Linked DNA regions of Homo sapiens: region 1 is linked to region 2. A link is a contact called in ENCODE Hi-C or POLR2A ChIA-PET data. All regions are on one chromosome and are shown on one strand. The core of a region is the stretch at or near the end of the contact, and the rest is flanking DNA. Distances in the headings are between cores, read along the strand shown. Region 1 holds the start of LINC00475 (long intergenic non-protein coding RNA 475). Region 2 holds the start of NOL8 (nucleolar protein 8).

Region 1 (6,758 bases), core at 3,202-5,701, 180 kb before region 2:
ATGATCTGTGCTCTGCAGGGTGGGCCCTCTGGCCGTGATCATACGGTGCTGACTGGCCCCGCAGGGCCAAAGGAGCTCTGGGAGCTGGTGTGGCAGCACAGGGCTCATGTGCTTGTCTCTCTTTGCCCACCCAATGTCATGGAGAAGGTGACAGAGCAGAGGACAGAGGAAGGGAGGCTCAGGAGTTAGGGGTGAGGATGGAGGCGGGTAGTTTGTGGTGCTGTCTGTGACCAGGGCAGGGGCAGAGATCTCAGGAAGTTGCCTGAGCAGCCCTAACTTGGTCCCAGCCATAGGAATTCTGGCCAACGGAGATGCAGCCCGTAGTCACAGACATGGTGACGGTGCACTGGGTGGCTGAGAGCAGCACAGCAGGCTGGTTCTGTACCCTCCTCAGGGTCACACATGTAGGTGCTGGGGCCACAGGGCATGGGGTGGTGCATGGGGAAGAGTCCTGTGTGGGCTTCCTCTGCCCTCTCCAGCACCAATGCTGATCATGTCTTTGCCACAGGGGGAGAGCAGGAAGGAAAGGGAGGTGCAGAGACTGCAATTTCCATACCTGGAGCCTGGGCATGAGCTGCCCGCCACCACCCTGCTGCCCTTCCTGGCTGCTGTGGGCCAGTGCTGCTCTCGGGGCAACAACAAGAAGCCGGGCACACTGCTCAGCCACTCCAAGTGTTGTTGGACAATGGTCTTGGGGGAGTGGACAATGGTCTTGGGGGAGCGGACACTGGAAGCCCCTCCCTGCCCTTCTGGCATAGCCTCAGATCTCCCTGGGCTCTGCTTGGGTTATGGGTCAAAAGGACACAGTCTCACAATGCCCCTGTCTTCTCCACACCCTACCCTGTCCTCAGGAATATGGTGGGAATTTACCGCCTCCCTCCCTAGGTCCAGGCTGGCCGGCTGACCAAGTGTCCGGTGTCCCTTCTCAGTCCCTGCGCCCAGGTTGGGTTTTCCCACATCCGTGGACACCCCCGCCACACCCCCTTTAGGTACCTCATCCACCTCTAGGTCAGTTGCAGCAAGGGTGCAACCCAGCTGGGCACCTTCCTGGCCATGGAGCAGCTGCTGCAGCAGGCAGGGTCTGAGTGCACCGTGGATATCTTTAACGTGGCCCTGCAGCAGTCTCAGGCCTGTGGCCTTATGACCCCAACACTGGTGAGAGGCGACCAGGGGCGACCGGGCTGGCGTGGGGGCTCAGCTGTGGGAAGGGGCGGGGGGATGAGGGAGCTTCTGCCCAGGCCTCTAGGCAGCACCACCCGGGTAGCCACCAGGTGGCGCTGTGGACCGCTGTGCGTTCTCCCAGATGGAGCCCTAGGGGTTGGGGGACACAAGGGAGCCTTTTTCTGTTAGATTGGGGCAGGCGGGGCGAGCCTCCTAACCCTATGTCCATCTCCAGAAGCAGTATGTCTACCTCTACAACTGTCTGAACAGCGCGCTGGCAGACGGGCTGCCCTGAGTCAGCACTGGTCACGGTGCAGGAGAGGTTTGTGCCCTGTGGGATGGGGACAGCATTCCTGACACATCCACGTGGGCCTGGGCTCCCTGGAAGGGCGGCCTCCACTGGGCCCTGTGCTGGGAAGGTACAGGGTCTTGGAATAAAGACCTGTGGCCAAGCCTGAAGCTCAGTGTGTTCTGTCTGTCCATCCTCAGGCCTGGGCCCAGCGTGTGGGTCTCGTGGGCAAACATGGAGCCGGGATGGAAGCTAGGACCTGGAGTCTGGTTGAACTTGGTGACCTATGGCCCCTATGCTGTTGGTTTTTCCCCTGAAGCAATCCTCTCCCTGCTAATCCTCCAGTTTCTAAATTTCCTCAGACTTTGGTCTCTCCACGTCTAGTTTCCTGTGGTGCTAAGCCCTGGATTCAGAATCACAGCTCCAAATTGTTTGTCCTCTGCCTCATCACCCTGTACGCACCATGCTGTATGCAGTAGGGTTTATCCTGTTTCCCACTTCCCTTCTCCTGCCATCCCCAGCCTTCTCTACCTGCCAGAGCCCCCAGGGGCCACCCTCAGCCCCCACCAGGATGGAGGTGCCAGAGCTACCCTGTTACTCGGAAGGCAGGTGCTGGAGGCACCCCTCAGGCGGAGGTGCCAAGTTTTCCCTGCTCCTTCTCTGTCTCCTTCTTCCTCCCCTCTACATAAGAGGTGGGGGAGAAAGCAGGGAAGGCATATGGAGAAAGGAAAAACCAGGAGGAGCAGCAGAGACCAGAAAAGAGGGTGGGGAGGCAGCTGTCTGTCCCACACACTGTAGGACTGCACTGCATACCATGTGCATGATTGCTGGTGGCCACATGAGCTCCTGCCTGCTTCCCTGGTCAGGCTGGGAGTTTCCAGGTGCAGTGCCTGATGCTGGACACTAACTGCCCCTGGTGGAAGGCCCTGGGAGGACACAGAGAAAGCCTGGAAAGATCAGAGCAAGAGTCCCTGAAATGGAGTCGGGTCTCCCCAAGGGGAAGCGGGGAGAGCTCTTTGGCCAACCTGAGTTCCTACTAAGGTGCAACGGGTCAGAAGTCAGGAGGGTCCTTCTCAGGCCTGGTTGAAGAAGGGTACAGAGGTCGTGCTGGCTGCTCAGCCGGGAGCTTTCCCAGAACGAGACTAAAGCACTGGTGCCCTCCCAGGAGGACTAAATGCCGGTGTCCTCCATATGCCATGTTTATCAGGAGCTGAGGGTGGGCCCCCTAATGACCCTCACAAAAGCAGGCTGGAGGCTCTGCTCTGAGCTGCCCAAGTCTGTCTCAAGCAGCTGCTGCTGAGGTTGCAACAGGGCTCAACCATGGCTTTTCCACTCTGGGAAAATCTCACATTGGAGCAGCAGGAGCTGCAAATGAGATGGAGCCAAGGCTATGGTTGAGTGAAGGAAGTGCAGGCTGGCCTGTGGTAGCTTTCTGCCATAGGGCAAAGGTGGCTCTATCTGTGAGTCTTTCTGGTCATGTAGGCCCATCCTCTAGCCTTCTTAGGAGGCTCATCTTCTACTTTCAGCGCCATGGCACCAACGGGAGGCCTAGGGTCAGGGTCTGCTCATTTCTTGGTCCGGCTATGCAGCCCCTCTAGCCCTGGGAGGTTATCGGAGAGTGGAGAGGTGTTGATGAGAGGATTCTGGCATGTGGAAGGACAGGGTGGAAGAAATCCTGGATGCCTCTGAGGTCCCAGGTTTCTGGTATACCCTCTGGCTGGACCATGGGGAGACAGGGCAAAAAAGGAAGGAGGGGTGCCCACAGCCTGCTCTAGCTCTGCACTGGGGCTTGGCTCAGCATGGGAGAGACCAGAGACAGCAAGAGGCTGCGTGAAGGAAGCACAGCCAGCTCACTATGGTCTAAGGAGAGAACAGGGATTGGCCTCAGTTTTAACCACCGTGCCCTTTGCTCACCAGGGCTCTGGGGCCGGCCAGGTCAGCCAGTTGGTGGGATTCCAGCCTCAGGGTGGCCGAGCTGCAGGTGCAGCACCCGGCCTCCAGGTGGCGCCAATCTGCTTACTTTGAGGTGGCCTCTTGACAAGCAGCTGAGCTGCACGCAGTCCCTCAGCCTGCCGAGGTCCTGGGAGCAGGGATCAAGGTGGTCCCCGTAAACCTGACAGTAAACCTGACAGAGGCTGCAGGAGTGCATTTCCACCCAGGGTGCACTCAGCGAGTGGAACTCCACACCCGTTTCTTTGGAGTCAAGGCGCGACCTCTCAGGGAGGAGACTGCTCCTGGTTGCCCACTGCCGGGTCATCCCAGCTTGCAGTGGAACCCTCCGCAGCCTGGCCTCTTCCAGGGTAGCCCCTCACTCCCCTCTCTCTTGTCCTAGGATAAGGCCGAGGAGGGCTGACGAGTTCCAGCTCTGGGGATGCCCTATCAGCTGTGTCACCTTGAACAAATCATTTCTCCTCTTGGGTCTCTGTTTCCTCCAGTGTGAAACGTGGTGAAGGCATGAGGGGCTATGAGAGCCCCAAGGCCTCTTTCAGAGATCTCCTCTGGGTCCCATGTGACCCCGTGGCTATCCCCAAAGGCAAGAGGGTCCCCAGCCCTGCAGCCAAGGCCCTGGGACACCCTTTCTAAACAAGTGCAGGTCTCTGACGGGCTGAGCTTTGCTCGCTTGGGTTTCTTTGCTTTTTTCCTTTTTTTATCTTTCCTGAATGAAATTCCTGCCAGCTCCGAAGGAAGGAGGGAAGGGAGCTAGCCGCAGCGTAGAAAGTTTCCTTGACTCCTCCTCCGGCTGGGTCTCCCTCCCTTGCCAAGCCCAGCCTGTGAAACTGAATAACGAAGATCACTCAACAATGCCTGCTCCTCTCTGACTGCACCGCCCCGCCGCCGACGCCCAGTAGAGCCCCCGGGGCGGTCCCCACCGACGGCGCAGCCCGCCGGGACCGGGAGAAAGCAGCTGCGGACACCGCGCCCGTGCGTCTGCGCGCCTGGCCGCCAGGTGACCCAGCAGCCCGGCCGCCGAGATGCCCAACCCGCCCAGGCTCCGGGCGCTGTGACTTCGCGCCGCTGTGTGCGCCTCCCCGAGCGCCGGCTGCGCCCCCCAGCCCGGCCCGGGGCCTACCGCCTGCCCGGCCCCCTGCCACTGCCAGGAGGACGGCATCATGCTGTCTGCCGACTGCTCTTGAGCTTGGGCTGTCCGCCATACCGGGGGACCTGGATCCCCTGACGGCTTACCTGTGAGTACTGCCCGCCTGTCTCCACCTGGTACTGCGGGCTGCTGGCTTGCACCCAGTCCTGGCCTCAGCAGGACACCTGCTTGCTTGGTGCCCTGGGGCGTGGGCATCCCGGAGAGGGTTCACCCCCTTCCAAGTTGACCGTTGCGGGACTGGGGAGGGGAGAAGAGTCTGAGACTAAATATCAGGCGAGCAGGGAGACCAGGCTTCCCTGACTTGGCTTCCCCATTGGCCTCCGTGCTTGTGGGCTGACTGCGGGAGCCCAGGTTTGGCAAGGTGGGTTCTGGACCCTAAGCGGGAGGGCGCGGGGCTGGCTCCCCCATCTCCTGTTGCTGCATTCTCTTCCAGCAGAGCAGTGCCCAGGATGGTGGCTGAGGGTAAAGCTGACAGAACTGGAGGTGGAGGTGAGGGGAGCGTGCCCCAGTGGGGTGGAAATAATGTCTGTTCTTCTGCCATGGTGAGGACAACAGGGCTGTCACACTGAGGCTGGGTGGCCTTCTTTGGGGGGGGGGTCCCAGAAGCTGGGAGGGGGGCCTTATCCACTCTTGTCTCCTCAGAAAGGGACTCTGCCAGCACCATCTCCCTTTACTGGGGCCTCCCGGCTCCCCCAGGGGCCTCCCTAAAGTCATGTCCCAAGAGGCTGTGTTGGAGACACTAATTTGTGGGCAGGCGCGGAGGCTGAAAAGCGGAGAACCATTTTTAGCGTCTGAGTTGGGGTGAGATGGCCCGTGAAGGGGACCCTATTGGGGGCAGCTGTCCTGTCCGTCTGGCTCACAGGAGCTTCCCCTCAGAGCTGGAGGGCTGGGGGCTCTCGCTGCTTACCACATGGGCAGGAGGAGGGTGAGAGAGCACATTCCAGGCCACCTACCCGCACCCCCAGCCCCGCTCTGGGGAAAGGAGACCTCCTCCAGCCCAGCTCTGCAGGCTCCATCAACTTCCTCAGAGGAGCTGGGAGCAGGTGGGAAAGCCTGGGGCCTTCTGCTGAGGGCTAGGATCCCAGAGCTCCTTCTGGCCTGAGAGAGACCCCTCATGGCTTCTAGCATGTGGGAGTTCTAGCACGTGGGAGCTTAGAGGAAGAGGACGCTGGGCGAATCTTTATAGGGGCCTAGCAAGAATTTGTGGAACTAAAAGGATGCTCAGTGTTGGCAGTGTCCTGGTGGGAGGCAGAGGGTCCCAGATGGCAACTCTTCATGGGGCTCCTCTCCAAATGTCCCTGTCCCTAGGTTGGGATGTCCTCCTCCACTCCAAAAGGCACAGGCTGTGGGCCAGGTAAGGGAGTGAGAAGAGAAAAATAATGCCCATCTTCTAGAAGGACAAATGGAATCCTTCACAGTGCAGCAGGTGACGGCGGAGGCAGTCATGGGAATAAAGCTACCAACTGCACAGAGGCTGGGTGCTCAGCATCTGGCAAAGCAGGGCAGGCTCCGGCCCCAGCCCACACCCAGGCCAGCCCTGCTTTCAGCAGTTTTCTATCCTGGGAGTATGTGACATTGGTTCATTGGAAGACAGGGTCCTGTGGCTAAAGAGTTTAGATATGACTTCTGTGGAGCCTTTCTCTGGGTGAGCTGAAGGAAGGTCCCTTGCCTGGGTTGAAGGGGCAGGGGAGATAAGGCCTTCCAGAGCTTCCTTTCCCAGTGTTAAGTCTTCCTAGACTGATTAATGATCCTTTTTCTAGAAGGACCTGGGGTAGGAGGTACACTGTCACCTTTGGAATTCAAGCATCCTACCATCCATGCTGGCAGAAGATTTTCCCACTAACTTGTCACAATTCCCTGGGAGCTGTGAAGTCTGCATTTGGGTTCAGTGGAGGTGGGGTTTTCTGAGCTGGTCTGTGTCTTCCTGGGGATTGAGAAAGCCCCCCTCTCTCTCAAGACTCAGGGGATGCTTCTGAGAATGGCGGAGAGAAGAGAGGGAGTGGGAGCTAGAAAGAGTACGATGGGTCCTGAGGCAATGTGGGGAATTTAGCAGTGGGGTCTGGAATATTGGAAGGAGGTAGCAGAGGACCGTGTTCCCTGCCCTGGGCTGGGGAGGGGTCCCATCAGGATGGTGCATGAGGGATATCTACAGTTGTCCTGAGGGTGTCTCAGAGGAGGAATTTTCTTTCTTTGCCCTCTCTGGAGAACAGC
Region 2 (7,116 bases), core at 3,537-6,036:
TCAACTCTCCTGGTCATTCTACCTGTATATTCTTTTTTTTTTTTCCTTTTTTTTTGTTTGAGACAAGAGTTTCACTCCTGTTGCCCAGGCTGGAGTGCAATGGCACAATGTAGGCTCACTGCAACCTCCGCCTCCCAGGTTCAAGTGATTCTCCTGCCTCAGCCTCCCAAGTAGCTGGGATTACAGGAGCCCATGACCACAACCAGCTAATTTTTGTATTTTTAGTAGAGACGGGGTTTCACCACTTTAGCCAGGCTGGTCTTGAACTCCTGACCTCAGGTGATCCACCCGCCTCGGCCTCCCAAAGTGCTGGGATTACAGGCGTGAGCCACCGTGCCCGGCCTCTATCTGTATATTCTTAAATTGTTTCCTATTTTGAAAACTCCCCAACAATACCTTTTCTTCCTGAAAATACCTTTAGGATTTTAAAAGCTCTAATGGTTTTTATAATACATTGTCTTGCTCTTAAATCACTTGCATAATCACTCTTATGCCTGTCATACAGTGATCTCCTATTTCCTTTATATTTTGGTATGACACTAGCATTAACAGTCAAAATCAACATATGCAATTTAGTAGTCTACTAAAATTTAAATGCAGACAATGCTAAGATTCAGCAACTCCATTTTCTGATATAAACTGAGAGAAACACCTGCATATACATAGGATATGTGCTCCAGGATCATCTATGACCATGAAAAAGTAGAAACAGTCATCAGTGGGAAGGGACCACTACATTGTGGTATAACCATTTTCTGAAATACTACTAACAATTGTTATAAAGGGAGAAGATCTACATTGCCACAAAAGGGTGTGTTAACAAAGAGAAAATAAGTACATATATGCTTTTATAGCTCATTAACAGAGAAAATAAGTACATATATACTTTTATAGCTTATTACATACATACGTAAATGCATGAAATTATCCTTTTTGTTCGTCTGGGGTGAAGGGGATTCAGAGTTGAAAGGGATTTCAGCTCTACTTATATGTTTGAATTTGTTAAGAATATAATACTATATTACTTGATAATTTGAAATAATATATAAAACCACTTACAATATAAAAAAAATAGGGCTTAAATCCATGTGGAGCAAAACTTACCTGTGCAGAAAGCTTTCTTTTGCTAGTTGAATTTGTAATGTTCCACCTTTCCATTTTGTTTTATTTAAAACAGACATACCTATAAAGTAAAGAATTATTACAAGTACATGGCAATGTAAAAATATATTTCAGCTTGTGCTTTTTCTAATTATTTAGTATCAAGAAAAGCAGGCTTGTTTATCACAAAGAGATCCAGGGGAAGTGGAAGAAAAGAAATGAGACCTGGAGAGAGGGAGCCTAGGCTCTTGTTTCATCTTGACAACTTACCAAAAGAGTCTTTACACTCCCTATCTCACAGTGTTACTAGATTGGAATGAGGCAAAATGTGTAAAAAGTAAAGCAAAATTTATTTGCAATTTGTTTGTAAACAAATGTCAGGAACCTCTGAATAACTGATATTTAATGTATATTTTATTGTTATTTCCTGTAACTATAAAACATATATTTCCTGTAACTATAAAACAATCATCTTTTCAGGTGAATCAGAGGACACTCTGGAATCCTACAGCACCTTAATTTTATTTATCACCTCATACTAATTATCACTGTAGAACTTGCAGATGAATTAACTATGAGTGACTGAACTGTTTGAATTACTATGCCGTAGTAATTGATTTCTCTGAGCATCTGCCGTCAGCTTCCTTAATAATACCATTAACAGAATTTTGTAGGTGGTAGATACTGTACTAAGTACAAATTTATCTTTTCTTTTTGAGACAGAGTGTCCTTCTGTCGCCCAGGCTGGAGTGCAGTGGCACTATCTTGGCTCACTGCAACCTCTGCCTCCCTGGTGATTCTCCTGTCTCAGCCTCCCAAGTAGCTGGGATTACAGGTGTCTGCCACCACACCCAGCTAATTGTGGTATTTTTAGTAAAGATGGGGTTTCACCATGTTGGCCAGGCTGGTCTCAAACTCCTGACCTCAAGTGATCCACCTGCCTTAGCCTCCCAAAGTATTGCAAATGTATCATTTAATTTAATTCTCACAGAAATATTATGAGGCAAGCACTATCTTTTGTCATTCATCACATAAGCAAACTTGGGCTGAGAAGTTTAAGTAACTTGCCACAGGTCACAAAGCCTAGTTGATGTATTCTTAACCACAACTTCACATTTATCACATATATTCCTCAATGTAAAATAGAATAAAGCAATCTTTTCGCAAATGAAATTACAAAAGACTGATTGCCCTCTTCCTCTATTAGCGTGTTCCCTTTACTTATTTTCCGTGTCTTTTTTCACTTTTTGGCCTCCAAATAACTAGAATATGTTACTGTGTCAGCGGCAGTATGGATTATCTCCCATTCTTCATTGAAGGCCACTGTTTGCCCTTGACTTTACTAAACTTATCAACAAGAGATTTCACAATTTCAAGGATACGGTCTTACAAGGGTGTATTTTAAAGCCCCCTCAAGAGTGTTTAGTGACAAGGATTAGCTGTCAAAGAAATGATCAGACTGAGGGGGAATGTGGCATGATATTCAGTGGGATATATGTAACAGGCAGTTTCTATGAAAGTTTGGTCCCTTGTCCAAAATATTTGAGAATAGCAGTTTTAAGTAAACCCACCAGTAAAGTGCTACCATGTCTGCTGATGCCAAATGGAATGGACCTAAACCTGCTGAGTTATACGATACTGGAATTCTCTTCATCACTGCTGTCCCTCTGGATAACGTGAAAAATGGCTGTGGAGGTTTAGATTTAGAACCAGTTATTCCAAGTTACAGAGTCATACAAACTGGCAAACAGTATAGAAAATATATGATGATCTTACATTTTTTCAGGTCCGCTTCTGCTACACTGATGTTGATATATGCAAAAACTTTCTGTGGGTTTCCTAAAAAACAAACAAACAAACAAACAAAACAATTTATTTAAATTCTTATCCAGAGAGCAATGTAAAAACGGTTGTTTCTAAATTAAAAAAAAAAATAGCTCTTGAAAACTTATTATTTCAAAGATAAACCTTGTTTTTTATTGGCTATAAAAATAAGCATAATTATCAAAATATTCCAAAAAAAAAAAGAAGAAAATGTCCAGTAGTCAGATAAGGAAACATTTTGATTGTATGCTAGTGATAGTCTACTTAACGGGACACTTAATCCATGTTAGAAAATTCTAGTTCTCAAAACTGGAAGTTAATATGTTTCTGAAATCAGATGTTTTAGAATTTGGAATTTTTTCTTATTTCAGAAACAAATTCTGGTCAAGTTCCACATCACACATTATACCTCCACAACATCACTTAAAACTTTTGGTGTTCAGAGCTAACATTTATCTTGGGGTTGTTTTATTTTCTAGCACTTAACCTGAGTTATGTCTGCCTATAACTGCCCAGTGAAGGACCATAAATTACCTTGGTCATCTTTCCGTGTGATGATCTCCACATCCGAAACTTCTCCAAATCTGCTGAACTGATTTTGTAGGTCTGCCTCAGAAATGTCCTGGCTAAGGCCACCCACATAAAGGCGCTTCGTTTCTCTGTTCACTTTCATGAAGGCTGGGCATATACTTGGGTGTGTTTCAGTGGGAAAAGTAATTTTCTGTATACAGAGAAGAGTTCTTTCCCTTAGTTCTTCTAAAATCTAACAAAACAACTACTTCCTCTGAACCTTCTGTATCAAATCCGTCTCCTGGATCTGTATTTCACTTCCTATTGTATTACTTCCAAATTTTAGTCTTCGAGGTTTTGCCCAAGCCCTACATCCACATCTTTCATGAATGCACTTTGGAACAGCAACCCCATACCCATATAGACACAGGTACAGACAGAGTTTTTTTCCTCCAAATGGCCATAATATTACACTCTATCCCTCTTAATTTTATGTATTCATGTTTTTAGATGTTTTTCCTTGACTCACTCATACATTCATTTACTGTCTTTAACAAAGTCTGACAGAAACAGGATGTAACGCACTAAAAGATAAAAAGAGCTAGCCTACCTCTTCCTAATTGTCTCCACCCCCAACCTACCCACCCCAGCCTTCTTCCTCCTAGAAGACCCAAAGAAGTGAATAGAGAGGCTAGGAGCTCCTTATAGTCACAAAAGAATAAAACAAATGGCACAATATTATGTCACAATAAAAGTGCTGCAAAGTGGGGTTCAGACACAAAGATCAAGGGATATAGCGAATACAGACTTGTGTTTTTGCTATGTGCCTGCATTGTACAAAGTAGTTTGCATGTTTCCCATTTTTCAGGAGAGCAGAAGAGGTTAAGTCACTTCCTCAATGCCATACCGAAAATTAGTGAATCCAGGATTATAATGCAGGTCTACCTTCAGAACTTGGAATTCTTAACACTATACTATGAAGGTTGCTGTATCACAGGGGACTCAGGAAAACTTTTCCAGAGGTACTAGGGCCCATCATAGTATCTCTCATTTCGTTTAGCACCCGGCAGGCGCTCAGCTCTCGCCCTTCCCTTCCCCAAGAGCTGACAGACTCTTTCCAGAAGAGACTCCCAACCAGCGTCCACCACATGGCGTGTATTCTGGGCAGAACTTCGGCCTACCTCTTCCCGATAGTCTCCGCCCCCAGCCTACCCACGGCAGCCTTCTTTCTCTGAGAAGACCCAAAGAAGTGAAGAGAGACTAGGAAACGGCCCTGTGACTTCTCATGCCCGAAACCCACTCCTCACCACGTCGTTCACCTAAAGCCAGCGCCGCTGCAGCCCCTAACTTCTGGTCACGTGTCCCAACGGAGCATCCTCTCTTCCTTCCTACTCGATTTCCAACCCAGCCTCCTAAGGTTCCGTTACCACAATTCAGTTCCCAAGAGCTTTTAATTTCCTTTTCCGTCCTCCCACCTTCCCTGACGCCTCCGTCACCTCCCCCTCAACGACTGCAAAAGAGCCTAAACCAAAATCCCCTAGTTTCTATTGAACACTATCGCTGTGTGTACCAATTCCTGGACTAGGTCGGCGTAAGAGAGGAAGTAGGTGAAAAAAATAAAGAGGCGCTCCCCTCCACGTGATCCCAGCCCTGCCTCTTTAGTGAGGCACGCGGCCGGGCGGCTCCAAGGCTGCCGGCTAGGGTGAGCAGCGGAGCGCTTGGGCTTGGAGTAGCAAAGAACGCGCTCTCCAGAGAAAGTATAGCCACTGCTTAGACAGCCAGGGAAACGTGTGCGGGGAAGTGGAGGACTCAGGCTCTCGTGCGAGAGCGGAGTTGGACGTGCAGGGCCGCTGGGGTCACGCGGAGCTCTCCCGCCTCCCCTCCGCGTGAGCTCTGGGATGGTCCGCGCCGGGAGCGCGCGCGAGGCTTGAAGCGCGGGTGAAGCGCGCAGGTCGGAGTGACAGCTGCGCTGCCGGCCCGGCTGCGGTCAGCAACGCGCCATGGACGCAGAGCTGGCAGAGGTGCGCGCCTTGCAAGCTGAGATCGCGGCCCTGCGGCGAGCGTGTGAGGACCCACCGGCGCCCTGGGAAGAGAAGTCCCGAGTCCAGTACGTGACCACCCCAAGTCCCCCAGGGCCCGCTGGCCAGGGTTCCCGGGCCAGGCGGGTGAATCTCCACAGACATCCTCGGTCTCCTACTCCCAGCCCTAGAAAGTGGGCATGAACTGGCATTGATCCTGTCATGACGATGGCCTAGAGTTGGGAGCAGCGCGTACGGCGCCCAGCTGTAAACGCATTGCAGGGTATTAACTCGTTTAATCGCAGTCGTCTGTGTGGATGACTGACAAGGAGGAAGTCTTGACTATATCCCTAGCTAGATAATTCCGCCTCCAGTATGCAGAAGTATCTCTAGTTGGGATTTAATAACTCCGTTTGGTTTCATGGCATTTGTTTTGGTAGGTCAGCTAACCATCTCAACTGATAATGACTTTGTGTTTACGATGACATAAAAATTCCTTTGAAAAATAACTTCGGTAAAAAACTAAGTTGATAAAAGAAAAGTAGTTAATATAGACTGCAGGAGAATTTGACATTCCTCTGAGGTAGGTGCTACTGTTAGCCCTGTTTTATAGTTGAAGAAACTGAGGCTCAGAGAAGTTAGGTAGCTTGTCCAAGGTTCCAGAGAAAGGAATTGTCAGAGATGGATTGGGACCCAAAAATTTTACTCCAAAGTCTGGGCACTTTTGGTTTATTGAAGGAGAGGGAGAGAAAAGCTCTGCAACCGTAATTATGTATTATCATCTCAAACATAGAAGCCTCTCGAAAACATAAACTGTCTTCAATTTTTGAGTCAAGAGTAATTTGACATAGGTGCAGAAAGAATGGGATTTTTCCTGAGCTAACTGGAGAAGAATTGGTAGAAAATGGGAAGGAGGAGATCTACAGAAAATGTCTGCGTGCGGTCATGAAAGTAGAGGAAGCTGTGACTGGTTAAAGGGAGAGGAAAAAGGTGTGCTCCTCCACAAATGAGAGTAAATGTATTAAAGACCCTTGCTATTTGAGGTGTGCTCCACAGATGGGACGCTTTAGCATTACCTGGCGGTTTGTTAGAGCGACATCCTGACCTACTGAATCAGAATCTGCATTTTAAAAAAATACACTGCCCTAACAGAGGATTTGTGTGCACACTTGGAAGTTTAAGAACCAGGGAAAAATAGTTTCTTTACTGGCCACAAGATTTCATTAGTCCCCATAGTAGTGTCAACTGAAAAATCATGAGATCTGCAAATTTAGAGAGACTATTTCTTAAAAAGGGTTACAGTCTGCAAAGTGGCCATCCTGACAGGCTAGGAAGCATAGTCTCAGGCAAAGCAGAAAGGCCCACACTTTGGAGGAGGAGGGGTTGGGGCAGGGATTTATGCTGTATGAGTGGGCTAGGTATACATATTCAACAGGTTATAGGAGGGGCTATGAATATTCACGAAGGGAGATGTGCTCACCTGTACTGAATAAAAATGCATATTACATGCACTCCATATTCATTTTGGGAAGCTGACTTAATATTTAAATGCATTACAATTAGGCCCTGTACGTCAAAAGTTGAAGGAGGGAAGCAAAGGTACTTAAGTACACAGGCCTTGTAAACCTGTTAGAACAAGTCCATGGTTGGTGATCTTATCAAA

Evidence for each region. Hi-C counts contacts between places; a loop is a spot of excess contacts on that map. ChIA-PET counts read pairs that join two places held with the same protein, here RNA polymerase II (POLR2A). Pooled maps may share reads with other maps.
Region 1: a map of mammary epithelial cell shows a loop between it and region 2 (7-fold over the local background). The contact joins the promoter of LINC00475 here to the promoter of NOL8 in region 2. A Hi-C loop is called at or near these places in 6 of 168 maps with a recorded cell type or tissue (HepG2, K562, MCF 10A and 3 more), 6 of 37 single-sample maps with no recorded cell type and 16 of 50 pooled maps. POLR2A ChIA-PET finds 5 or more read pairs at or near these places in 4 of 52 experiments (A549, HepG2, activated CD8-positive, alpha-beta T cell and 1 more).

Annotation. Positions count from the first base shown.
Region 1 is chr9:92,137,016-92,143,773 of GRCh38, forward strand. It overlaps LINC00475 (long intergenic non-protein coding RNA 475), which reads left to right and starts at 4,452. Exons shown (of 4, transcript NR_027341.1): 1 at 4,452-4,635. It also overlaps the pseudogene LOC100128076. RefSeq lists enhancers at 2,999-3,578, 4,158-4,737, 4,738-5,316 and a silencer at 4,302-4,481.
Region 2 is chr9:92,320,564-92,327,679 of GRCh38, forward strand. It overlaps NOL8 (nucleolar protein 8), which reads right to left and starts at 4,787. Exons shown (of 17, transcript NM_017948.6): 1 at 4,743-4,787; 2 at 3,460-3,646; 3 at 2,878-2,940; 4 at 1,105-1,183. The coding sequence starts at 3,598. CENPP (centromere protein P) reads left to right here and starts at 5,390. Exons shown (of 8, transcript NM_001012267.3): 1 at 5,390-5,542. The coding sequence starts at 5,436. RefSeq lists enhancers at 4,069-4,957, 4,736-4,855, 4,886-4,995.